Regions from separate parts of the Homo sapiens genome. Here region 1 is linked to region 2. A link is a loop called in an ENCODE intact Hi-C map of the cell type or tissue named here. Cell type or tissue: dorsolateral prefrontal cortex. All regions are shown on one strand. Links, peaks and the distances in the headings refer to the core of each region. The heading gives the core; the rest is flanking DNA.

Evidence for each region. Hi-C counts contacts between places; a loop is a spot of excess contacts. Peaks named below come from ENCODE experiments on the same cell type or tissue, not always from the same donor. Only the 100,000 strongest peaks of a DNase experiment are listed, where the experiment ranks them.
Region 1: it touches region 2 in a loop (23-fold over the local background); 18 of 110 quality-filtered maps call a loop at or near these places.

What each region holds. Positions count from the first base shown.
Region 1 is chr18:52,668,837-52,674,521 of GRCh38, forward strand. The region is part of intron 1 of DCC (DCC netrin 1 receptor); the gene reads left to right. Among named protein-coding and RNA genes, the nearest start is that of DCC, 330 kb to the left of the region's middle. In dorsolateral prefrontal cortex, for the core only: CTCF peaks have their summits at 2,258 (motif pointing left) and 2,460; no DNase peak of the experiment used is centred there.
Region 2 is chr18:51,665,242-51,670,926 of GRCh38, forward strand. No RefSeq gene overlaps it. Among named protein-coding and RNA genes, the nearest start is that of LINC01630, 280 kb to the left of the region's middle. In dorsolateral prefrontal cortex, for the core only: CTCF peaks have their summits at 1,829 and 3,067 (motif pointing right); DNase peaks (open chromatin) are centred at 1,640 and 3,060; H3K4me3 peaks cover 1,312 bases; H3K27ac peaks cover 482 bases.

The sequences.
Region 1 (5,685 bases), core at 220-5,219, 1.0 Mb after region 2:
ATTATTTTGGTGCTCAACTCTTGTCTCTTCAGTTAGACATGCATGCCTTGTGGTCATGGTGTAACCACCCAGTGGGTTCACCCTGTCCGCTGCCTAGCAGAGCTGATTTATCAAGACAGGGGAATTGTAATAGAGAAAGAGTAATTCACGCAGAGCTGGCCGCACTGGAGACCTGGAGTTTTGTTATTACTCAAATCAGTCTCCCGGAGAATTTGGAGGATCAGAGTTTTTAAGGATGACTTGGTGGGCAGGGGAAAACCAGTGAGCCAGGAGTGTTGATTGGTTAGGTAGGAAATGAAATCATGAGAAGTTGAAGCTGTCCTCTTGTGCTGAGTCTGTTCCTGGGTGGGGGCCGCAAGATTAGATGAGCCAGTTTATCCATCTTAGTGGTGCCAGCAGATCCATCAAGTGCAGAGTCTGCAAAATATCTCAAGCACTGATTTTGGGAGCAGTTTAGGGAGGGTCAGAATCTTGTAGCCTCCAGCTGCAGGACTCCTAAACCATAATTTCTAATCTTGTGGCTAATTTGTTATTCCTACAAAGGCAGTCTAGTCCTCAGGCAAGAAGGAGATTTGTTTTGGGAAAGGACTGTTATCATCTTTGTTTTAAACTATAAGTTCCTTGCAAAGTTAGTTCAGCCTATGCCCAAGAAGGAACAAGGACAGCTTAAAGGTTAGAACCAAGATGGAATTGGTTAGATTAGATCTCTTTCACTGTATAAGTCATAATTTTGCAAAGGCGGTTTCAATGGTCCATGTCTCATCTGTCTTTTGCTGCCCTCCACATTGGCAAATACACGGTGCATATATTGGTTTGTTTATTCATTTATTCAAAGTATCTAGAAATAGTTATTGAGTTCCTACTGTATCAGGCATGCTTCTTGATGCTGTACATTCAGCAGAAAACATCATAAAACCCCACCTCCATGGGGGTTACTGTTCTAGTCCAGGACAACAGATAAGAAATAGCAATGACATTCAGATATTGTAGGTAAGGAGAAGCGTTTGAAAAAACAAAACAAAACAAAACAAAACAAAAAACACAAAGTGTGGTAGGGAAAGAGAAAGTAACAAGTGTGTTTTTTAGGTCTGGTGGTCACAGACTGTCTCTGTGAGGAAATAACAATTAGAGAGGCAACTAAATGAGATGTAGGACTGCCTACCCAAATGCCTATGGGAAGAGGGTTTCCTCAGAGGAAAGAGCCAACACTAAGGCTCTGAGGGAATTGCACTTGATGTGTTCTTCAAACATCAAAGAGTCAGCATTCTTGGACAAAATGACCAAGATGACGCAACCTCTGTTACCCACTGTTGTCTTTTAAATTTTAGAAACTTGTTCGGGGCTGACTTTCAGTAAGGTGTATTTTCATATAAAAGATTGCACTCAGCCTTTCATTCTTACTTTCTAGTATCAATTTTACCTCTTCAAAGTCAAACTATTCCAGAGCTAGAGAATACAGGAAGGATGTGGATGGAAGACCAGGATGTGACCAGTGTTACCCCTGGAAATGAAGATGGACTTAAGTGACTCAGTCCTAAATGAAATCAGGATATGTCTAAGTAAAATGCTATCACTTCTATTGTGTTCAAATTCTTTAACTATAAAGTTTGGGTGAAATCATGGTTGAGAAAATTATTAAATGTCCATTGTTAGGTCTCTTTCCTATATAGATTCATAATATGCAAATAGGACAAGTTTATCTGTACATAATTCTGAAAGCTGGCCAGGCGTGGTGGCTCACGCCTGTAATCCCAGCACTTTGGGAGGCCAAGGCAGGTGGATCACCTGAGGTCAGGAGTTCAAGACCAGCCTAGCCAACATGGCGAAACCCCATCTCTACTAAAAATATAAAAATTAGCCAGGCATGGTGAAGGGTGCCTGTAATTCCATCTATTTGGGAGACTGAGGCAGGAGAATCATTTGAACCCTGGAAGCGGAGGTTGCAGTGAGCCGAGATTGCGCCACTGCACTCCAGCCTGGGCAAAAGGAGCAAAACTCCATCTCAAAAAGAAAAAAAAAAATCCTAAAAGCTAACAGGCTGTAGACTATTTTTCTCTCTGTAAACATTATGCTAAAGGGCAACTATTCTATTTTGACTCTCTATGTAAAATACTGTCCTTATCATTGAGAAATAATTTTGTGTTTTCTTCCAAAGCTTCCCCAGCAGGGTCTTTGACATCGGAGTTTTTTCCCCTCATGTTGTCATTGGAAGCAGCTGTTACAAGTCATAACCGAGCTTATATTTATCATTAACTTAGTGACCCCTGCTGGGGAGGCTTAACATAATCATCCTTAAATTCAAAGTTGGGGTTTCAACAAAATAGGTGCTTGGACCTCAAACATGAGTTCTTCATAATCCAAGACAATGGATTTTGCAAGTTACTCAACCAGTCCCACCACTGGAGGCTTCAAGGAACTCACGGTCACCAATTGAGAGAGAATAACCCTTGTCACATGACTGAGTGTGTGACTGATTCTAAAAGTGACACATTTGGCATTAGCACACTTCTCCTGGTTGTCTGCCTCTGCTCCCTCACCTTGCTGGCTCTTTTTAATGTTATCTGCCAAGTGACACTTTTTGATCTCTTTCCAATATGCCTTTAAAAAAATCAAAAGGCTCAGATGATGTAGTTTTCTATCAGAATCTTTTCTTTTTTCCCCGTCACAATAGCATTGCTCAGTATCATATGCCAACCTTTTTTTTTTTTTTTTTTTTTGAGATACAGTCTCATTCTGTCACCCACCCCGGCTGGAGCACAGTGGTGTGATCTTGGCTGACTGCAGCCTCCGCCTCCCAGGTTCAAACCATTCTCGTGCCTCAGCCTCCCGAGTAGCTGGGAACACAGGTGTGTGTCACTACGCCTGGCTAATTTTTGTATTTTTAGTAGAGAGAGGGTCTCTGTTGGCCAGGCTGGTCTCGAACTCCTGACCTCAAGTGATCTGCCTATCTCAGTCACCCAAATTTCCAGGATTACAGGCATGAGTCACCACACCCGGCCTCATATGCTGAACTTTTTCCCATCACATTTGCAGAACGAAACTCTTGAAAAGGAAGTAAATACCCCATAAAGCAGAGGACTTATATTTTTATTTTCATGAATAATTAAAAAGCCAGATACACTTCTGTTGAAGTGTAAGCTTTTATCGTGTCGACCCTTGCAAATTGTTAGATTCTCCCTATCTCCATCCCAGACCACTTTGGCATAACCAATCAGTTTAGGTAAACCAATATTAGTGTCCACCGCCTAATATTAACCTCTATGTACAAAAACAAAAAACAAAAACAAAACAACAATACTTCAGTTTTGTTTATGCCTCAGAATAACAAATGTTAGTATACAACGTGGGTATTAAAAGGTCTGTGATTTGTTAGAATTGACCTAAGCATATTTAACAATAAAATTTTTAAACGAATATTTGTTTTAAATAGTTCTATTAAAAGCAATATGTGTGTATACGCTTCATAATTAGTTTACAAGCTATTCACTATAAGATGTCAATAGATAAACCTAAATTACCTAAAATCCAACTATCTGAATCTTTCCACTAGTTCTACAGTAAGAGATTTTCTAAGTGTATCCAATTTTTATGGAAATGGGTAGAGAGAGAGAGAGAGAGATTGAACAAGATGATATAAGCACAAAACAGTTCATTTTCTCCCGTTTCTTTCCTTACTTCCTCATTCCTTCTCCCTTCCTTTCTTTCTTCCTTCTAACCCTCTCTTCCTTCCAAATATCCCTCCCTCCCTTTCTTCTTCCTAATTCGTCCTCCCTTCCTCCCTTCCTTCCCTCCTTCCCTCTTTCCTCTTTTTCCCCTTCCCCCTTGCCCCCTTCCCCCCTTCCCTCCTTCCTTCTTCCCTTGCAAAGAAAGGAGCTTCCTTCTTTCCTTTCCCTCTTTACCTTTTTTGTCCACCTTTGATGAAGACCTCACATTGAATAGAATTCTACTTGGCTGGGTACCAAGGCTTGTGCCTATAATCCCAACACTTTGGGAGGCAAAGGCAAGAGGATCACTTTGGCAAAGAGTTTAAGACCAGCCTGGGCAACATAGCAAGATCCCATCTCTAAAAAAAATTAAATTAGCTGAATATGGTGATGGTCACCTTAGTCCCAGCTACTTGGGAGGTTAAAGTGGGAAGATTGCTTGAGCCCAGGAGTTTGAGGCTGCAGTGAGCCATGATTGCTCCACTGCACTCTAGCCTGGGCTACAGAGCGAGACCCTGTCTCTTAAAAAATATAATAATAATTTGACTTAATTTAGTGTATTTTGTATCTAGAGACATAATAAACTCTTGCTGTTTAGGAAAGAAATTCAGTGGGTTAGAAGAAGGTAGAGACACTCGTTATATGATAAAAGTCCCTCCCATTTTTAAATTAAACTCCAGACTTTATATTTAGATTTCACCAGTCTTTTCATTTATGTCCACTTTCTGCTTCAAATTGAATCTAGAATGTCACATTTCATTTAGTTGTCATGTTTCCTTAGTCTCATTTGGTTAGTAATACTTTCTCCCTCTTTTCTTGTTTTCCTGACCTTTTGAGGAATACTGGTCAGGGACTTTGGAGAATGTCCCATAATTTAAGATTGTCTGATGTTTGTCTCATGTTTAGACTGAGGTTGTGTTTTTTGAGAAAGAATACCATAGAAAAGTGTCTTTCTTGTAACCTCATAACAGGAAATACATGATAGTCGCATGGTTTGTCACTAGTTTACTCGGATAAGACAGTGTTTGCCAAGTTTCTTCACTATAAATTTTTTCCCTCCTTTTTTCTTGGAAATGAGCCACTAGGTATAGCTCACCCTCAAAGAGGGGAGTAAATAAGGCCTTTTTTGAAACATGGACCTTGATGGTGTAAAGAAGAAAGGATAGATAAAAGCCATTGCCAGGTTTAGATCACATCGCTAATGTTCTTTCACTGAAGACTCAAGTCACAGAAGAGAGAATATTGTCCTCTTGAAAGTAAATAGACCATGATGGGGTAAACTCTTCTACCTTAGGGTTACTCATTTTTAATATTCATAGTTGGTAGTGCCTCCACTAGGTGCTTAGAAGTAGTGGGTTCTGGACTACATGGCTAAGGACTGAGCTTGGCTACAATAGCAATGGGTAGGCCAGCTGAGCATATCTCACCTATGGTCTTTTATACTCAAAGAGGCTAGACTGGGCTTTTTCACATGGCTACCCCAGCTGTCCCCAGTGTGCAAGCCTTGCTTGTTTCACACTTGGTGATATATTATACCATTGACCAAAGGAAGTCATGAATAAGTCCAGATTCAATGCAGGAGACATTGTGTTAATCAGGTTCTCCAAGGAAAGAGAAACTTATAGTGAAGATATTTATTATAAGGTTATTGGCTTGCACAATTGGCTTGAGAAGTTCCACAATTTTCCATTTGCAAGCTGGAGACCAAGCTTGCAAATCTTGGTATAGCTGATGGTATAGATTGCAGTCCAGGTCTGAAGGTCTGAGAACCAGGAATACTAAGGGCAGGAGAACAATGATGTTCCAGCTCAAGCAGGCAGGCAGAAAGAAAATTGAACCTTCTCCTTCCATTTGCTTCTGTTGAAGCCCACAACAGATTGGATGGTGTCTACCCATTTTTGGGAGGGCCATCTGATTTACTTAGTCCACCAATTCCAATGTTAATCTCTTCCAGAAACACCTTCACAGACACACACAGAAA
Region 2 (5,685 bases), core at 458-5,457:
TAAATCTAAAGTCCTTGTAGGGGCCTCATAGCCCTTTCATCTGGTCTCTGGCTTCCTCCTTATTTCCTGCCAGTCTCCCCCCACTCATGGTGCTCCAGCCACACTGACTGCCTTTCTTTCCTTGCATCCAGATCCTATCTGCCTCAAGCGGGAATTCCCTGCCCTGTTCTCCAGTCTTGGCACATACTGTTCTCCCTGGAGTCCTTCCCACCTGCCCAGAGCTTCCTCTACTTTCAAGCTCACGTAAACTCACTTTCCCCATGAAGACTCCCTTGACATCCAGTGATTTTCCTTTGTCTCCAAACGCCAGTGTTCTATTTTGAGACTTGTGCTCATCTCCTCACTGGTAGGAGGCTGCCTGGTTTCTCTTCCTGATGTGATACAGCTGGCTGTGTGCCCACCAGCCAATGGGATGATCACTTTCCTGAAGCCAAGGACCATTTAGTTTGTTTTGATATCCTGAAGAGCCTCAGTATGGTCCACCTGTACATAAGCCTCTTAAGGATTCTGTTAGTTTGCTTTTGCCTCTGCATCAAGCTAGAAAAAGGGCACAGGGGAATGGAGAAACATGGTTCTTACTCTGGTTCTGACATCACCCTCAATGAAGAGGAGTGAATCACTGATACATCCAACCACATGGGTGAATCTCAAATGCATTACGTTAGGTGAAAGAAGAGGCACCCCAAAAATACATAGAGTATGATTCCACTGATATGACACGATGGGAAAGGCAAACTGGAGCAGTGGAGAATGCACCAGTGGTTGCCAGAGGCTGACAGTGAGGGAGGGTTGACTACAAAGGAATAGCAAGAATGAATTTTTTTGTGGAAGGTGATAGAAATATTCTGTATCAATTGTGATGCTGGGTCTGTGACACTATGCATTTGTCAACATTCATAAAACTGTATACCAAGAACAGTAAATTTTGTTTCTAAAATAAATTTAGAAAACACAAAAAAGCAGAACACTGCCTAACACATCTAAGTGTTTAATAAATGTTTCTGTTACCAAGAAAAAATAACTCTGCCTTGCAGGAAATAAAAAATTACCAATGGCAAAGACTTATTTACTGATGGAGTATTATCTGAAAAACAAATAAGATTGGTTGCAAAAAGATTTCCTAGTTTGTAAAATATCCAGTTGTACTTATGTTTCATAGGGATCACATAGTATCTTTAAAGTACTAAAAGAAAAAATTGTGAAAACATGGTATCTAAGTGCTAATTTCTTTAAATAATCTAAAATAAAACAATGCGCTTTAGTTTTAAAAAGTTGTGGTGTCCAAAGAAATACATTTTCATTGTTATTAAGCGTATGCAAAAAATTATAAACACAGACATACACAAACACAAATAGTTGTTTTCTTATTTTCCAAAGATAAAACTGTAGGGAATTAATATTGAGTCCTGCTTGTGCGAGGCACTGTTGTATTCATTAGATCTTATAATAATCCCATGAGGGAAGCAGTATTATCCCCATTGTATAGATGGCAACTATGAGACCCAGGGAGGTGAAGTGAGTTAAGAAAGGTTACAGGGTTGGTAGCATCTGCTCCAAGATGTAATCCAGGTCTGCCTGACTCTGCGGATGCATTTCCCACAGACACACACTCCTTCTGGCTGTACAAATGGCAGGCAGCCAACAGCTCCAGCTCACAAAGACAAGGCTCCCGCCTGAACAGCATGCAGCTCTCTCAAGTCTGGCCTCTGCTGAGAACCTCTGTCCCGCTGCCGGACCTGCAACCCCAAGGCTCCTGCCCTGTCAGTGGCTTCAGTGTGGTCACTGTGGTGAGGAAAATCTGTCCCTTTGCGAAGACACTGAGGCAGGGCCTGGATCTAAGCCGTATCTTCCTCAGCTGCAGTGCCAGCACAAAAGCAAACAGCCTCACAGGGGGCCATTCTGTCAGGAAGATAAATGCTGTCTCATTGATTCCCTCACCGAGGAGCTTGTCTGAAATGGCAGCTGCTAGACAGAAACGCTTTGAAGATTGAACCCAGGAGTCCAGTTCCAGCCTCTCTTTCAGTCTTGACTAGCAATTCAAACTCGCGTGACAAATTTAAGTCCATGTCACTGCCTAGGATAGAAAGTAAACTCGGTGAATGACACAACTTGCCAGGGATATCCTTAGACCGTTGCCACGTTGCCAGTACCAGGACAGATCCTACTGGCTACTATCTGCTGTAGGATTTACAGCCAGTCCCATCCCAGAATTTGCATGGGTCACAATGTCCTTCAAGGGCAAAGGGAAGTCCTGAAAAGGCAATGAAGTTCGAAAAAGGAGAGTACAGAGCGTCTCACTTGTCAGGACACGGGGAAGGGAGAAGGGTCCCTCGGAGTCCTGTGTATGAGTGTGTGACTGATACACACACTCATGAATGTGCATCGGGGTCCTATGTATGAATGTGTGAGTGATACATACACTCATGAATGTGCATCGGGGTCCTATGGATGAATGTGTGAGTGATACATACGCTCATGAATGTGCGTTGGGATCCTATGTATGAATGTGTGAGTGATACATACACTCATGAATGTGCATCAGGGTCCTATGGATGAATGTGAATGATACATATGCTCATGAATGTGGGTTGGGATCCTATGTATGAGTCTGTGAGTGATACACACACTCATGAATGTGCGTCGGGATCCTATGGATAAATGTGTGAGTGATACACACACTCATAAATGTGCATCGGGGTCCTTTGTATGAATGTGTGAGTAATACATACACTCATGAATGTGCATCGGGGTCCTCTGTATGAGTGTGTGAATGGTACATATACTCATGAGTGTGCATCAGGGCTTTTGTTTTTGTTGTACCAGCTAACAGCATCACACCAGCTATCCCGGTGTCACTGTCTTGTATCAACTGCTGTTCACATCAGAGGGCGAGGACTAAGGCAACTACCCCCAATTCCCTGTGTGCCAAGGAAGTGGCCTAATGTCGTGGGTGAGATGGAGTATGAGCAACAGCAGATGATCACATCCAGGGGTGCACCCCGCCCCTGGCATTTCCACCTGGCCCCTCAGTGGAAGAGGTTAGTGCAGTGAGAGATTTCTCCACGAGGTGGCGCTCATAGCTTAGCTTTATTTTTACTTTCATTGATGGGAAAATTTGCCCTGCTACCGCCGCCGGAGAACGCACATGACTTATGCTTTCTAATTCATGTGCAGATTTCGTGTACTGTCATGTTTGGGGTTCTATTGAATTTTGTACAATTACAACTTATTCTTTCCCTCTGGGACCTTGGCAAGCAACACTATACAAGGATAGGCATTATAACCTGTCGGGTGGGGGGGCGGTGGGGGGGTCATTATTTTATCACACACACAGAAACACACACACATATACACACTTGCTTTAGGGATAAATTCTGCCATTTTATTTTTTCCTGGTCCTCATCGTGGTCAGAATGGTGTGACCAGCTGATACCCTTTGTTTACTAGAACCCAGTACAGCAACACCAGTTCAGTATTCATGTCCATTACATGGTGGACAAAGCTTGGATTGGCAGCCTCAAAAAATGCTCACCCACCCTGAGGCTTAGCGATCAAAGCTCAGAGGAAAACAGCTGGTGGCAGGCTTGTCTTTAAAGGAGGATATCAGAACTGGTATGTGTGTGAGATGCTGTGGCTGGGTTTTACATGGTGGCTGTCTCTGAAGAAGCTACCTGTAGGGCTGAGCTGACTGAGGTGCTTGGAAGCCTTATAGTAATACTACTGGATATGATCCAGTTATTAGGGTTTAAAATAACAGATGTACAATATCATCCCTTTCCTCAAGGAAAAATCCAGTCTACTAGAGACGATAAGAAATTTAGTCAATCCAGTAACACAAAAGGTAGTTTCTGCTAAGTACATCATGTCAACAAATTTGCTCTGAGAGTTCATAGGAAAACCTATCCCTGTGTCTTGGAATACAACAGTGCCTCGCACAAGCAGAACTCAATATTAATTCCCTACAGCTGGGGAAGCGTTCAGGGAAGGATAGACCTAGGTCAGGCTTTGACAGGATTAGGAATCAGGCAGGGCAGGAGAGGGCATGACCGGGGAAGTGGGAAGGGAATTCTGTAATAGATCATCTATGTAGACCTGGTAAACCTCGGATAGCTGGAGCTCAATTAATTGGCACCCTCAGTAATAGGTGGTTCCTTTAAAAATTCTATTTCATGAAAAGACAAAATCACAGTAAGATGACAGTTCCTTACAGTATAGAAGGATGATGTCCCCGAAGCCCAGCAGAATGATTAATCTTTAAGGCAGTATTTATTTTTATTCTTATTAAATACTGAGAGTGACCTCATTCATTCAACACATTTTTTTTTTTTTATTATACTTTAAGTTCTAGGGTACGTGTGCACAATGTGCAGGTTTGTTACATAGATATACATGTGCCATGTTTGTTTGCTGCACCCATCAACTCGTCATTTACATTAGGTATATCTCCTAATGCTATCCCTCCCCCAGCCCCCCACCCCCCAACAGGCCCCAGTGTGTGATGTTCCCTGCCCTGTGTCCATGCATTCAGCACATGTTTATGCAAATATTTATGAAAATATTTATGGAGTATTTTCATTGTGCTGAATGTTTTGTGGGAAACTAAGATGTATCAGGCAGGATTGTCTTCTCTGGAGACTTTGTGGTAGGAGAAAAGACAATAAATGTGAATATCACGATAATGTCAGAGAAAAGACAAAGACTCTACGGTAAGTACGGAAAAGTATAGAGCAAGACAAAAATTATTTCAGCTGAGGGTTCAGTGGTAGGATGTATTCATATAAAGATAAAAGGAGAGGAAGAGATTTTTGCATTAAGAAATGGCAAGCACAAAATAAAGAAGTCTGCAAGAAGAGACTGAATGGGGAACACAGAGTAGGAGAGCAGACATAGTGAGCAAGGCTGCTGCAAGCTTAGGTGAGAGCCATATGTCAGGCAGCTTTGCATGGCAGGTTAAAGAGTTTCAGTTCAGCTGGGCGCGGTGGCTCACGCCTGTAATCCCAGCACTTTGGGAGGCCGAGGCGGGCGGATCACGAGGTCAGGAGATTGGAGATTGCAACCATCCTGGCTAACACGGTGAAACCCCGTGTCTACTAAAAAATACAAAAAATTAGCCAGGCGAGGTGGTGGGTGTCTGTAGTCCCTGCTACTCGGGAGGCTGAGGCAGGAGAATGGCGTGAACTCGGGAGGCGGAGCTTGCGGTGAGCCGAGATCCCGCCACTGCCCGCCAGCCTGGGCGACAGAGCGACTCTGTCTCAAAAAAAAAAAAAAAAAAAAGAGTTTGAGTTCAGTAGGATTCTACATACTTTTGAGTAGACAGATAAGCTGATCTTTAGAAAGACCTGTGTTTCAAAAGATTAGCACATAATGCCAACATATAAGATGGACTGACGGGGGGCAGAGAAAGGAGATAGAGGATTTGGTTAAAAGGCTATCCTATAGGCCCCGGAATGAATAGGACTTTATAAACTGACATTTATTGTTATCATTTTGGAACATATCAAAATCCGTTCCTCAAAATTAAAAAAAATCTAAGCATATATAATTCACCAGATCTGAAAAGAATGTGTTAAGGGTTACTAAAAGTGACTGAGAGCAGGAAGAAATGATGCAAGAAGTGAAGAGCAGAGCCATGGAGAAGTGGGGGTAGGGGGGCAGCTATTTCAGAATGTACCAGCATTTCCTGAA